Regions from separate parts of the Homo sapiens genome. Here all the other regions are linked to region 1. A link is a contact called in ENCODE Hi-C or POLR2A ChIA-PET data. All regions are on one chromosome and are shown on one strand. Each heading gives the region's core, a stretch centred on a gene start or an enhancer-like site at or near the end of the contact. The rest is flanking DNA. Distances are from core to core; before and after follow the strand shown.

Region 1 (4,154 bases), core at 561-3,060:
TCAGTTTTTCAATTTCGTAAGAAACAGCCTACCATGGGAGAAAGAAAACTTAGAGTTTCAGGACCTGGGGGAGTTCTAGGCCTACCTCTTATTTGCTCTGTGTTTCTGGTGAAATTTCTTAAACTCTCAGGCCCATTCTCTATCTGCCTGTAACACTTTTACAGCCCCAGGTAAGTTCTGTGTGAAGTTTACACGTATATTCTTATGATTAGAGCCTCCCAAAGTGTGTGAGCTGGGGCAGTAGCATGTGGGAATATATGGTTGGAAAGATAAAGGGTGGCTACATAGATAGTCTGATTAAGATTAGCCTATTAAAGGAAAGCTCTACAAGATTAGGAAGGTATGCTTATGGCTTTAAACAGACCACTACTCAGGAAGCCACCAAATGGTATCAAATGTTGTACAGCATATTACTTGATCCTGGTCCCATCTAATGGGCAAAGAAGCTCAGAGGTTGGAGGAAAATGATTTAAGAAAGAAAGAACCGAGATTGTTATGTAAAGACATAGAGGCAGCTATGAAGTATGGGGGCCATTCTGCTGAGGAAATTTCAATGGAGTTATAACTCAGAGAGAGTCTTTCTTTTTACTCATACTTTATTCAATTAACAAGTATTTTTGAAGCACCCTTTGTATGTCTAGCACTGTTAGGTAGTGTGTAGGATATGGAGAGAATAAAAGATGTGGTCCTTTTCCCCCAAACTGATGAAATCTGGCTGCTGTTTTAAGATACCACATCCGTAACAATAAAGAAAAAAGCAATATATAATAAAGTGCATGTAGTAAATAAAACGAAAGGCACTAAGAAAGACATTTAATATAAAACAGTGTCTTCTTGGCCGGGCGCGGTGGCTCACGCCTGTAATCCCGGCACTTTGGGAGGCCGAGGCAGGTGGATCACAAGGTCAGGAGATCGAGACTATCCTGGCTAAGACGGTGAAACCCCGTATCTACTAAAAATACAAAAAAAAAAATTAGCTGGGCGTGGTGGCGGGTGCCTGTAGTCCCAGCTACTCAGGAGGCTGAGGTAGGAGAATGGCATGAACCCGGGAGGTGGAGCTTGCAGTGAGCCGAGATCACACCAGTGCACTCCAGCCTGGGCGACAGTGCGAGACTCCGTCAAAAAAAAAAAAAAAAAAAAAAAAAAAAAGTCTTCTTAATGGGCAGTGAAAAAAAGAGGATAACATAATAGTAGATAATGTTTATTGAACACTTACTGTGTAACAGGATCTTACATACACTACATTAAATCCTCATAATAATCTTAAGATGAAGAAAGTGAGGCAAAGGGAAGTTAGGTAACTTTACCAATGTCATACAGCTATTGAGTGGCAGAGACAGGAACAAAAATAATGAAGTCTAAAAAAGAGATCCATGTGGGCAGTCAAGAAACTTGAGATTTGCTGAAGATGGTGCTTGAGAGGTACCTGATGTTTAGTTTCATTCTACAGTCACATCATCTAGATTTAACAGAGTATAAGTTACTATAGGTCATCTTGTATTCCTTGAATCAGGTACTCGCTAGTCAGTGAATGGTTACTTGTCAAAAGGAAATGAGCTGAATAAAATGAGCTGGGGAGAGGTAGGGAGAGAAACATCGAAGTAATCACAGAAAGTGGAATGGCAGAAGTAGAAGTGGGAATAAGGATAACTCTGCCTTCATCCCCAGGGCAAGTCCTAGATTACATCCAGGAAGAAGTCCAGGGGCACAATTTAGCTTTGTGATACTACCTTGGAGATGGCAGAGCTGGAGCATGGACCAGGGCTCAATTCCCATAACTAAGACAGGAGCATGCTGATGTTTCATATTGACACTGTGAACAACAGACATCCTCTGACTTGGTGACTCGTCTTTGCTCTGCAAATACATATGCTACTGTAATTGCTAAAAAATTACTTTGGACTCGCAGTTCAAATGGCTAAGTAATGTGGCCTCAGGTTTTTCCCAGGAACTCTTGCCATGTTTAAACAAACCCCAAGAATGACTGGGTAACACCCTGAGAATTGGCACTCGGTGGTACGCCAACAGCTTGGCTATCCGGAACGCTTCTGTCTGACTGCTTTTCCAAATTCAGTGTCTCCCAATCCAACCACGAAATGGCTGAGAAAAATGCCTCCATCCATCTTTTCCAGGGCATTCACCTCTTCCACTTCCTCACATGACCCTTTCCTACTTCAGCTGCTTTAGTTGGACTGTTTTTCCTTCCTCACCCTCCCACTCACTTCACAGAGCCGGTTTTAGTTTCTATCTAGTGAACACCGCAGTGAAGGAAAGCCAACATTTTTTTCAATCAGGAGAGTGAAGAGTGGAACTAGCCATCAGGACAAACTTACTTCATCTAGCAAATGTTCATCTGCTATTTTAACATCTTAGTTAGATCATATGGCCGCGGCAGCCAAAGTCCACAGGGCAACAGGCTGTACTGATACAATTAGCCTATGTACCTTCCCATTCCTGGAAGTGCTTTTCCTTGATTATCCTTGAATATCAACAGTTCTTAATTTCCAAAGACAGGACATATAACCTAACTCCCAAATCCCACAAAGAGAAGAAAAACCTGGCTCCCATCCACTCCTATGTTCCCAGCAACAGTCCCATAGACTCTACTTCTTCACAGTTTCGCTGAACAGTTACACTGAACTTTTCCACCACTTATACACTTGGTTGGAGCCAACATGTGTTCCTCCCGTATCATGTTTTTAGTAATTAGAAAGTAATTCTCTGAAGCAGAGAATGCTCTGGTTTGCCAAGAACAAGCTCTGTTGATGACTTCTGAGTGCTGCAAAGGGTTTTGCTGTGGGCTCCATTACAAAAATAATCACTTCGCTGACTACAGAGTCAATTTACTCCCTCAACGTGGGCCACCATTTGCCTAGCATTCTCCTAAAAGAATTTCCCTTTGAAAACTGGAATTTTGTAAACAGTTCATAGTCAGATCCAAGTTAGCTAGAGGTAATGAAGGTCTTTATTACCACTTTTAAATATCAAATGTTGGAATCAATGAAGTAGAATGAGCTCATTATTACTCACCAGATGGTATGAGGAGTCATGAAAGATAATCAAACATTCTTTAGTTTGACAAACAGTGGGTTTCCCAGCCCCCTAAATAGTCTTTTCTCCATTCTAGATATTAGGGTAAGCATATGATTATTGTCAATGTATACAGGTAACCAGTGCTGGATTCACACAGAACTATGAAATCAGCAAAGCTGACCTTCACTGTGTCTCCCATCCTGAATGTATTTTCCAGCTTTATAGTTTCCCTTCAACTTTCATTTTGAGATGCCTTTATTCTAAGGCTTCTCTATAAAATATAGGAGAGTGTTAATGGCTGAAACATTATTTTTTTTTCAAATCTATTTTTATGGTATTCTTTTTTTAAATTTTATTATTATTATACTTTAAGTTTTAGGGTGCATGTGCACAATGTGCAAGTTTGTTACATATGTATACATGTGCCATGTTGGTGTGCTGCACCCATTAACGCGTCATTTAGCATTAGGTATATCTCCTGATGCTATCCCTCCCCTCTCCCCCTACCCCACAACAGTCCCCGGTGTGTGATGTTCCCCTTCCTGTGTCCATGGACTGACACATTATTGATGTTCATAGGAAAGTTGTTTTAGCCTGATGGGATTTTCTAAGATGCATGCGTGAAATTCTAGGCACCAGCCATCAGGGGGAGCAGTTGTGGTTTTGTGTGGTGGGTCTTCCTGGTCTTTGCGGAATCAGAATTTAGTCTTACAGTTTCCTGCAGGTGAATAACCTACTTTACCAAAATGTGGAGATGGCTCATTCATTACCTGAAGAAGAACAAGGATGCAACTACTGTTCTTTAATGCTAATATGGAGCATCACATTGTCATTTGTAGTTAGGAATGACTTTCCCTGATAATAATGTCTGTTAGGTTCTGGCAACATTCTTTCAGACCTGTAAGTCTTGGGTAATAGTCACTGGATAATATTCGTAGTTCTCTCCCGCAGTGAATAAGTGGTGAAGGTTAAATTATTCCAAAAATGGATGTGGGCAATATTTAAGAAATTCTGATTTTATGACTTATGTTGCCTTGAAATATAATATTTTAATCATATATTTATATAATTTTTACTTAAAAGGAACTCAAAATACATTGCAGATGTTATTAAGGTGAGGA
Region 2 (4,154 bases), core at 770-3,269, 240 kb after region 1:
CAAAACACATTTCCCTTGCCAGTGGAGGCCTATTACCAGAGCAGAGGCACAGGGAGCTGAAAACATTTCACACACAGTAGCAAGGAGGAAAGACCTGTAGGTGGGTGGTTTCAAACACGCATCTAGCCTAACTCCGAACTACAGCTGCCAACAAAAGGCTTTTACCTCCCCTCAGTGAGTGATGATACAGTCGAGTCACCATAGAGCCACTGCTGCTAGGAAGTGGCTGAGTACTAGAAACCAGTCACAGACTGTTTACCAACCAGACAAGTAGAACTGAGAATATAATCTTTGTACCATACATAATTCTCTCTAATGAGCCAATGCCCTGAGGTTAAATAGAATTTACTCAACCCAATTAAACTGGCCAGGGTCAGGGGATCATTAGGAATTTGGGCCCTTCATATTTCAGCAATGAATCATAAATCATTTAAAGTTTCATTTATAAGGATGAAATTCTTCAATCAAAGGGTTAACATTTTTACTTGTAGAAACTTTCAGGTTACCTCTCAATATTTTTTTTACTCTTTATTTTTCTCTTCTCTGGGATTTAAAAAATATAATTTGGAGCTTTCTTCCAGATCTCTCAGCTGCTCTTTTCATTTTTAAACCTCTTTATCTGCTATCCCAGTCATTCCTTTAGTTTTATCTTCAGTTCATAATTTTCCCTTCCACTGTGTCAACCAGCGATGGGACAAGGGTAAGACAAGCAAGGTACTCAGAGTGTACAATGTAAGAAGTCACTCACTCTTGGGCATGCGCTAGTTCAGGGTTGGCAGCGACAGTGAGTGCCTTCTTACATTTTGCACCCTGGATACCTTCCTTGCCTCACCCTAGACTGGCCCAGATGTCTAGTCTACAGTTCACCTTATCACTTGCAATTTCTATTTCAATGACTACACTTTTCACTTCCAAGGTTTCTATATTTTAATCCCTATCTATTCTTAAGAATTCTTTGTTCCCCTTCCCTCTTTTACTTATTTGATGATTCAAGAATCCTTATTTTAACATTTAATATTGCACCATTATGTCTGGTTCTTCATGCATGGACTCCACAGATTCTTGGGTCTGTTGACTATCCTCATGCCAGAAAATATTCTTGTGTGCTTTGTAATTTTTCTTGAAAGCTTACCTTGTTTGGGAGGGAATTTGTTTGTTTTGTTTCTTTTTGGTAGACTCCTCTCCCTGTCAAGTAGCTTTTGGGTTGGTTGCCTTACTCTGGTAGTACTCCAGGTTTGTGTCCCCAAGCCAAGATGTAGTGTCTTATTCCCAGCCAAAGCTCATAGTGTCACATTGAGGCTGATGGCTGCATGCGGCAGGGCCTGGCTCCAATTCCTGTGCAGATGTCTCTTCTCTCTCCCAGAACCACAAGCAATCAGGTCCAATGATCAGTAGTTAGTGGAGTTTTTTCATGTTCAATTTACTGTTAGAAGCTGTGAATACTGATTTCGGCTTTCTCTGAGAAGTCCATCACACGTGTTCTGCCTTTTGTGGAATAAGCAATGCCTTCATCAGCAAATGGTCTTAGAAGCTGTCTCCAATATTTTTGTGTCTCTGTGTGTGTGTGTGTGTGTGTGTGTGTGTGTGTGTGTGTATACGCTTAGTATATGTGTATATATATGTCCTGTGTGTGTATACACATTTAGTATGTGTGTGTGGATATGTTCTGTGTGTTTCTTATGAGCTAATTGCCTTTAGCCTCTGTTCACTACTATAGGTTTCTGTTCCAGATCATGAATTAATGAATAAAATTAGAATTCAGGAGTCCAGTAGATAAGCAGGGCAAAGAGAAAGTTCTTTCCTACAGCAGAATTCCACCTAAAAACTATAGAAGGATGGCAGGGTTGAAAGATCATTCATAGATGCTAAACCCAGCAGATAACGTTTTATGAGAAACAGGATATTTACACAGCATCCAAGTATTTCCCCCACAAATTACTTATTAATTACCAGGGGAAGATAGTAACTTTGCAGTGGAGAAAACTGGCAGACACCACCTAAAGCACATGATCAAAGTCAACATCACCAGTAATGGGACACACTGACATCATGTGTGTCCCGATGTGCCAAGAAAGACATAACATCATTTTAATGGCATTTTCACCAAAAATGTATAACCTGAATCTAATCCAGACAAAATGCTAGACAAAACCAAATTGAGAAGCATTCTACAGAATACTCTGTACTCTTTTAAAATGTCAAGATCAAGAAAGACTGAGGAAATATTCTACAATAAAAGAGACTAAAGAGACACAACAACTAACTGCCCTATGTATCCTGGATTGAAACCTGGCTGAGAAAAAGTAGCTATAAAGAGCATTATTGGGACAATTGACAGAATTTGAATATGGACTGTGGGTTAAATAATAATACTATGTCAATACTATGCCCATGTTCAATTTCTTGATTCTGATATTTGTATTTTGGTTATGTAAGAAGCAGCCCTTGTTCTTAGAAAATAAATACTGAAATATTTAGGGGAAAGTACACTATGTCTCCAACTTACTCTCAAGTGATACAGACAAATTAGAGGGTAAACATCGGCTCTTAGGGGATAGAAATTTCTTAGATACAATGGTTTGTGGCTCCCCAAAAGGCCACACTACACAAACAGATACACGATATGTCTGTGGTCTTAAACTTCCATGGGGTAATTAGGGAAAAAAAGGTCTAAAATGCCTCCTTGAGGGAACAATAATGAAAAAAAAAGATTGAAAAACACATGCAGAGAAAGAGAACAAAATCAAATGAAATGGTGATAACCTGGGGGGAGGAAGAGTATATAGGAATTTCCTCTTTTAAGTTTGACATTTTTCAAATTAAAAAGGTACAAGAAAATTAAAAACTAACCCCTAAAAGTTAAAAAGTTGCTACACTATTATGCAAGATTAGGAGCTCAATATTATTTAGAAGCAAAGCATCAACAGAAAAACATACTAGCCAAGGAAACATCCACATAGTCATGTACATGTTTTTCATTGTTGCTTCTCTAGAACACATTATGCGTGTGTGTGTGTATGTGTGTGTCTGTCATTCATGTGGCTTTGTGACTCATGTATGCTGGGTCCTCTCACTGTTTGAGGACAGCAGTGGCTCACTTGGACCATTTACTTAACTTAGGAGACCACTTTATATGGAAGATGGAGACATTTAGTTTCATGAAGGACGGAACAAAACAAAAGTTTTGAATAACGGCAGGTAGGATGTAGGTTAAAATGCAAAATGAATGCTTTAAGAATATAAGCATCGGGAGTAGAAGTTACTGAGTTGGCTATAAAATATTCTCTCAAAGACATTTTAAAGATATTTTAACCAGGCCGGGCATGATGGCTCATGCCTGTAATCCCAGCACTTTGGAGGATGAGGCGGGCAGATCACGAGGTCAGGGGTTTGAGACCAGCCTGGCCAACATAGTAAAACTCCGTCTCCACTAAATAAAAAAAAAAAAATTAGCCAGTTGTGGTGGCAGACACCTGGAATCCCAGCTATTAGGGAGGCTGAGGCAGGAGAATCACTTGAATCCGGGAGGCAGAGGTTGCAGTGAGCCAAGATAGCACCACTACACTCCAGCCTGGATGACAGAGTGAGACTCCGTCTCAAAAAAAAAAAGATAGTTTAACCACTAGATTCACATCTGTAAGAGGACAATTCAAGGGCCAGGAGACAAATGAGAAGAGTTTCATTCATTTATTGACGCTTTCAGTGTGCTAGGCACTGTTGGCTCAAAGCTGGGCAAGACACGACCTCTATCTATAGTGAACTTGCCAACTAGCAGAAAGATTATTTTAAGATTTATCTGTCAGTATCAATATTGTCATCTTATTTCACAGTCTTGGTCTTTATGACTTTTCTCTAACATTTAACCATTACCCTAACTGCTGTCATCATAATTAACATGTAAATATTTCTCAGTGCCATTGTCACTGTACAGCTACCTTCGCAAAATATTTTCTAACCACTAGTGACAGCACAATACAAAAACAGGTAAGGAGGTCTGCATTCTACAATGTTGCAGCCAGGTGTGTTGAAATGGCAGACAGCTCCCTGGGCAGCCACACAAGATTCAGATTACTAGAATCACTTGAGGTCCTGCTTCCAGGCCCAAAGTGGAAAACTGACTCTGTTACTGCCATTGGATTCCCTCGCTTCATTAA
Region 3 (4,154 bases), core at 613-3,112, 150 kb after region 1:
TTTGAACTGTCATGAGGATCTAGCAAATCTGTTTTCAGAAAGGACCTGGGGAAGCCCCTCAGCCTGGTGATCTTTCTCCTGCTTCCTGAAAACCCAGCACTCTTCATACCTATCCTATCCTGGCTTGGCTGTAGACTGAGTGGACGGTCTTTCCTCCAGAGGAACTTCTATGAGAGTCCAACAGACAACCAGATTCCAGAATCATATGGAGAAACCAGGTGACTGGGCTAAGAGGGGACCCTCAGTGTGACAATGGCAAGAGATGTTTATCCAGAGGACCAGGCCAAACAATTCCATCTAGTTATCTAGTTTTCTGTGACTCTTGGGTAGTAGTGAGCTATTATATCATGATGGGAATGACAGGAAGAACAGGGAGAAAAATAATATTAATTATAGCAGGCTGAGATTATTCTACATAGCAAACCACAGTTCTGTCCTCTACTGGAAAATTAGCTGTACTTCATGGTTGCCCCAGCTGAGGTGCTGTGGCTAAAAGAAGACTGTCTGAGAAAATGATGAAAGGCACAGTCTGACCTTTGCTCCTTGGAATGTTATTATTGTCCAAATAAACGATGCATATGTTATCAGAGCATCTTTTCTACCAGGTCAGTAGATGTTCTTCCTATGCCTATGCTATTACCCCTAAAGTGGACTAAGGTAGCAATGCATGGACCAGATCTGAGAATACAATTACTGAATACCCTTAAACACTAGTCAACCGAATATTGTAAGCAGAGGTGGAAATGACAACTGTGATTCTTCACTGTCATTACTGGCATGAAGAAGGTCCAGTCTCCTTCTCAGGACCACTGAAGTTCACAGGTCTAGGGAATACTGCTTGTACTGCAGTCTCAGGAATTCTACCCCATGGCATTTCCAGTGTGCAGCCTGCCTGTCATTTGCAGCTGCCCCAATCCTTCTATTTCCAACTGTCATTTATTCTTTCCAATGAATATAGAAACATGCCTGACAAACTTACGCACTATGAGAAAACTTAGAGCAGGGACTGAGTCTTGGAAAAAAGTTAAATGTTTTTCTTTTAAATAGATCTGAATATAATATCTTCCAGGATCACACATCCTAAAATAACTGTGATTCTTTTCTTTAAAAAGCAAACAAACAATATGCCCCTCCAATTAAAAGAAAATTCTAAAATGGAATTGCCAAAATTCTGGATGAGACATTCTTCCCTTTTACCTCTCTCATGCCGGGAAATTCTTTCTGCTTGCTAACCCCCGAATACCATCCGCGATTAGAAATAGAGGAGAACTCCATCGAGCACTGTGTTTCAGGTTCTCAACAAATATCTGGGGCTCTCAGACTGCCTGCCAGGCACCTTGCTAGGCACCAGATCCATAAAACTGGTTCTCACTTCTCTACCCATTTCTCCTTAAAAAGAAAAAAACTCAAAAGTTGGTTTGTGGAGGTTTGGGGTCCAACAACTATTTATGCAAAATATTTGCCGATTTTCACCAGCTTTCTATCCATGGCCTAAAGGAAGCTGAAACAGCTTAGAGGCTGAAGAAATGAACCACAGAGCTTGAAACAGAGGCAATCAAGTCATCTCAAACAGCGGGACTAGGAAATCTAAGTCAAGTCTGAAGAGAAAGGTAGTGAAAGACTTACCATTTTTCTTTTTCTTTTTCAAAAGAAGTCAATGGCCATTCAGTGTTTAAATGAGAACAAAGACTACAGGGGGGAAAAATTAAGGTAAATATTTGTAATAATGTGTCATTGCATTTTACATAATGGGCCAGCAGTCTTTGAAATGTGACGACATCCATATCTACAGTTTTATTTGTTTTTTCTTATTTGCTCTCCTGAGGCAAGTCTCTTTTAGGCTGTCAGCCACCAAAGCAGCTAGCAAATACAAGGACACTGAAAGGCATTCTGCCAACACGACCTCAGAAGTATTTACAGACTGCAATGGAGACCATGATATAATTCAGTTTCTGCATGGCTATACTCTTTGCCAATTAATATTCTAATGTATCCTTTGAGGATGTGGTAAATGTTGGTTTAAGATAAAACAGCAAAGACAAATATTAGTGTGCCACATAAAGGTATTACTTGCCATGAGAGCACTGTTTCTTAGTACAGACTACCTGGATTGCACAACCAGAGATTCTGGTCTCACTGGACCAGAGTGTACAGCCTGGGTACCAGGATTTTCAAATAGCCTCGTCCACCTAGTGATTCTAATAAGCAGCTATGATTGAGAAACACTGTACTCGTCAATTACCAGAATGTTTTGTATTCTATTTGGAACACAACTAAAATTTGACCTGATGAACTCGTGCAAAATATTAAAAGCTGAACCTGCAGAGGCCAGATGCAGTGGCTCATGCCTGTAATCTTACCACGTTGGGAGGCTGAGTCAGGCAGATCGCTTGAACCCAGGGGTTCAAGACCAGCCTAGGCTACATGGTGAAACTTCATCTCTATTAAAAATACAAAAATTAGCCAGGCATGGTGATATGCACCTGTAGTCCCAGCTACTCAGGAGGCTAAGGTGGGAGAATGGCTTGAACCTCCAGAGGCAAAGGTTGCAGTGAGCTATGATCGTGCCACTGTACTCCAGTTTGGGTGACAGAATGAGACCCTGTCTCAAAAACAAACAACAAACAAAAAAGGCTGAAACTGCAGAGAAATAGGGAGAGGACTATGGAAATATTATAGAAAGATAAATAGCTGAAGAAGTAATGTCACCGCCACACACCCTAACCTGATATTTGAGGAAAAGAGACGAAACACACAAGTAACAAAAACAAAAGGTGAAGCTTGGTTAGTCCAATCCTTGATGCCCAGAAAAAAATCTTACAGGAGACCAGAAGATAAGGGCCAACAAAAGCTGAACAGAAGTTCAGTGAAAATCAGTAAGGTCTTTAGGATAGTCTAGTTCTGCCTCATTTTCCTGAGGCAGCAGTGGGAAGCAGCTGGCCCTCCTGCCCCTCTCCCCAGCCCCTCCAGGCCTGCATGCTATCCTTGGGGACCCTAGGCCTCTGCTGGGATTTCCCTCTGCTGTGGGGATTTCCATGCTGGCCTAGAGGCCCGCGGCAAGTAGCCCAGTTGCTAGAGCCTGGAGGCAGGTGAGCAGGGTGGTAGAAGGTGAGGGAGTGATGTCAGAGAAGCCTCTCAACAGACAGCATCAGCTTCCTGACGCTTAGAAGACCCCTTGTTTCTTCCATCTCTTCAGAGCCAGGGCCATCAGGTGGCCCATAAACTCCTTTTTCACATGCAAGCTGAGAAGGCTGTGAGCCAGCCACATGGCAGGGGGTTGAGAGGCCATCACCCTGCGTGTTCACCGCCTCTCCTCGCTGCTGCTGGAAGGAAAGGGCTTTGCCTCCAGTTAAGGGAACATGAGGTCCTCATAAAGGTTTCAGAGAGTTGGAGCAGAGATGGAGGGGCTGATAACTTGTCTCTGTCCCTAATATCTGACAGAAACAAAGAGCAAGGAATACAACACTTACTATTTAACATTTAATTTAGGATGGCACCAATTTCCATTAAGTGAAGCATCAAGGAAAAATGCTGATATTGATAGTCTTCTAGGATCCTTAATCATTCTCATAATTTTAAAAAAATCTAAAGATTTTCTGAGCTAGATATGGTAGTAATTATAATTTTTGTAGTATATATCATGTGTATTACAAAAAGATACATATAAATATGTATAAAATATGATATATTTTCTGTAAATTCTTTATCCTAGTATTTAATTCCCATGACACAATAATTATGCATATTATTAAACCTGTTTCATCGTCGAGTCATTTGGTTAAAATAACTGTATTCGGGGATGTTTAATCCTTACAGCTCCTTGAACCAAAAGCCTGGAGGTTTAGTTACAGGTTTACAAATCACAGGGAAAACTGTTCCTAGTAGCTTTCTCATGCTATCATAGCCTTTGTCTTTTTCTGCCTCTCCTTTGTCAAAATATATCTGTCAGAGAAAGATTTCTCACCATGATAATCAGTAAATCTCCCCAAGAAATGACTGTAAAATTGGATAACATTGTCAAAAATAACAATTTTAGGCCTTTGAAAACTAAGCAAAGACAAGAAAATAAGCAAACAAACCAACTGAGAAGGATTTACCCATTAAATAAAAGACAGATAGACTTTGGGCCTCCATGGTATTCTTGCCTGGGGCTG

What was found. Hi-C counts contacts between places; a loop is a spot of excess contacts on that map. ChIA-PET counts read pairs that join two places held with the same protein, here RNA polymerase II (POLR2A). Pooled maps may share reads with other maps.
Region 2: a map of HepG2 shows a loop between it and region 1 (2.2-fold over the local background). The contact joins two enhancer-like sites. A Hi-C loop is called at or near these places in 2 of 168 maps with a recorded cell type or tissue (HepG2 and endothelial cell of umbilical vein) and 1 of 50 pooled maps. POLR2A ChIA-PET finds 5 or more read pairs at or near these places in 5 of 52 experiments (CD8-positive, alpha-beta memory T cell, PC-9, WTC11 and 2 more).
Region 3: a map of Caco-2 shows a loop between it and region 1 (4-fold over the local background). The contact joins two enhancer-like sites. A Hi-C loop is called at or near these places in 6 of 168 maps with a recorded cell type or tissue (Caco-2, HepG2, PC-3 and 2 more) and 1 of 50 pooled maps. POLR2A ChIA-PET finds 5 or more read pairs at or near these places in 1 of 52 experiments (BJ).

What each region holds. Positions count from the first base shown.
Region 1 is chr15:39,122,419-39,126,572 of GRCh38, forward strand. The region is part of intron 1 of LOC105370777 (a long non-coding RNA gene); the gene reads right to left. Among named protein-coding and RNA genes, the nearest start is that of LINC02915, 130 kb to the right of the region's middle. Within about 2 kb of position 1,811, at least 5 of the 41 ENCODE cell types and tissues checked have a DNase peak (open chromatin) inside an H3K27ac peak, as active enhancers do; they include endothelial cell of umbilical vein, where a contact is called at or near this core.
Region 2 is chr15:39,358,657-39,362,810 of GRCh38, forward strand. All of the region lies in intron 1 of LOC105370777 (a long non-coding RNA gene), which reads right to left. Among named protein-coding and RNA genes, the nearest start is that of LINC02915, 110 kb to the left of the region's middle. Within about 2 kb of position 2,020, at least 2 of the 41 ENCODE cell types and tissues checked have a DNase peak (open chromatin) inside an H3K27ac peak, as active enhancers do; they include endothelial cell of umbilical vein, where a contact is called at or near this core.
Region 3 is chr15:39,272,214-39,276,367 of GRCh38, forward strand. The region is part of intron 1 of LOC105370777 (a long non-coding RNA gene); the gene reads right to left. Among named protein-coding and RNA genes, the nearest start is that of LINC02915, 24 kb to the left of the region's middle. RefSeq lists enhancers at 2,653-3,154, 3,155-3,654. Within about 2 kb of position 1,863, at least 4 of the 41 ENCODE cell types and tissues checked have a DNase peak (open chromatin) inside an H3K27ac peak, as active enhancers do; they include endothelial cell of umbilical vein, where a contact is called at or near this core.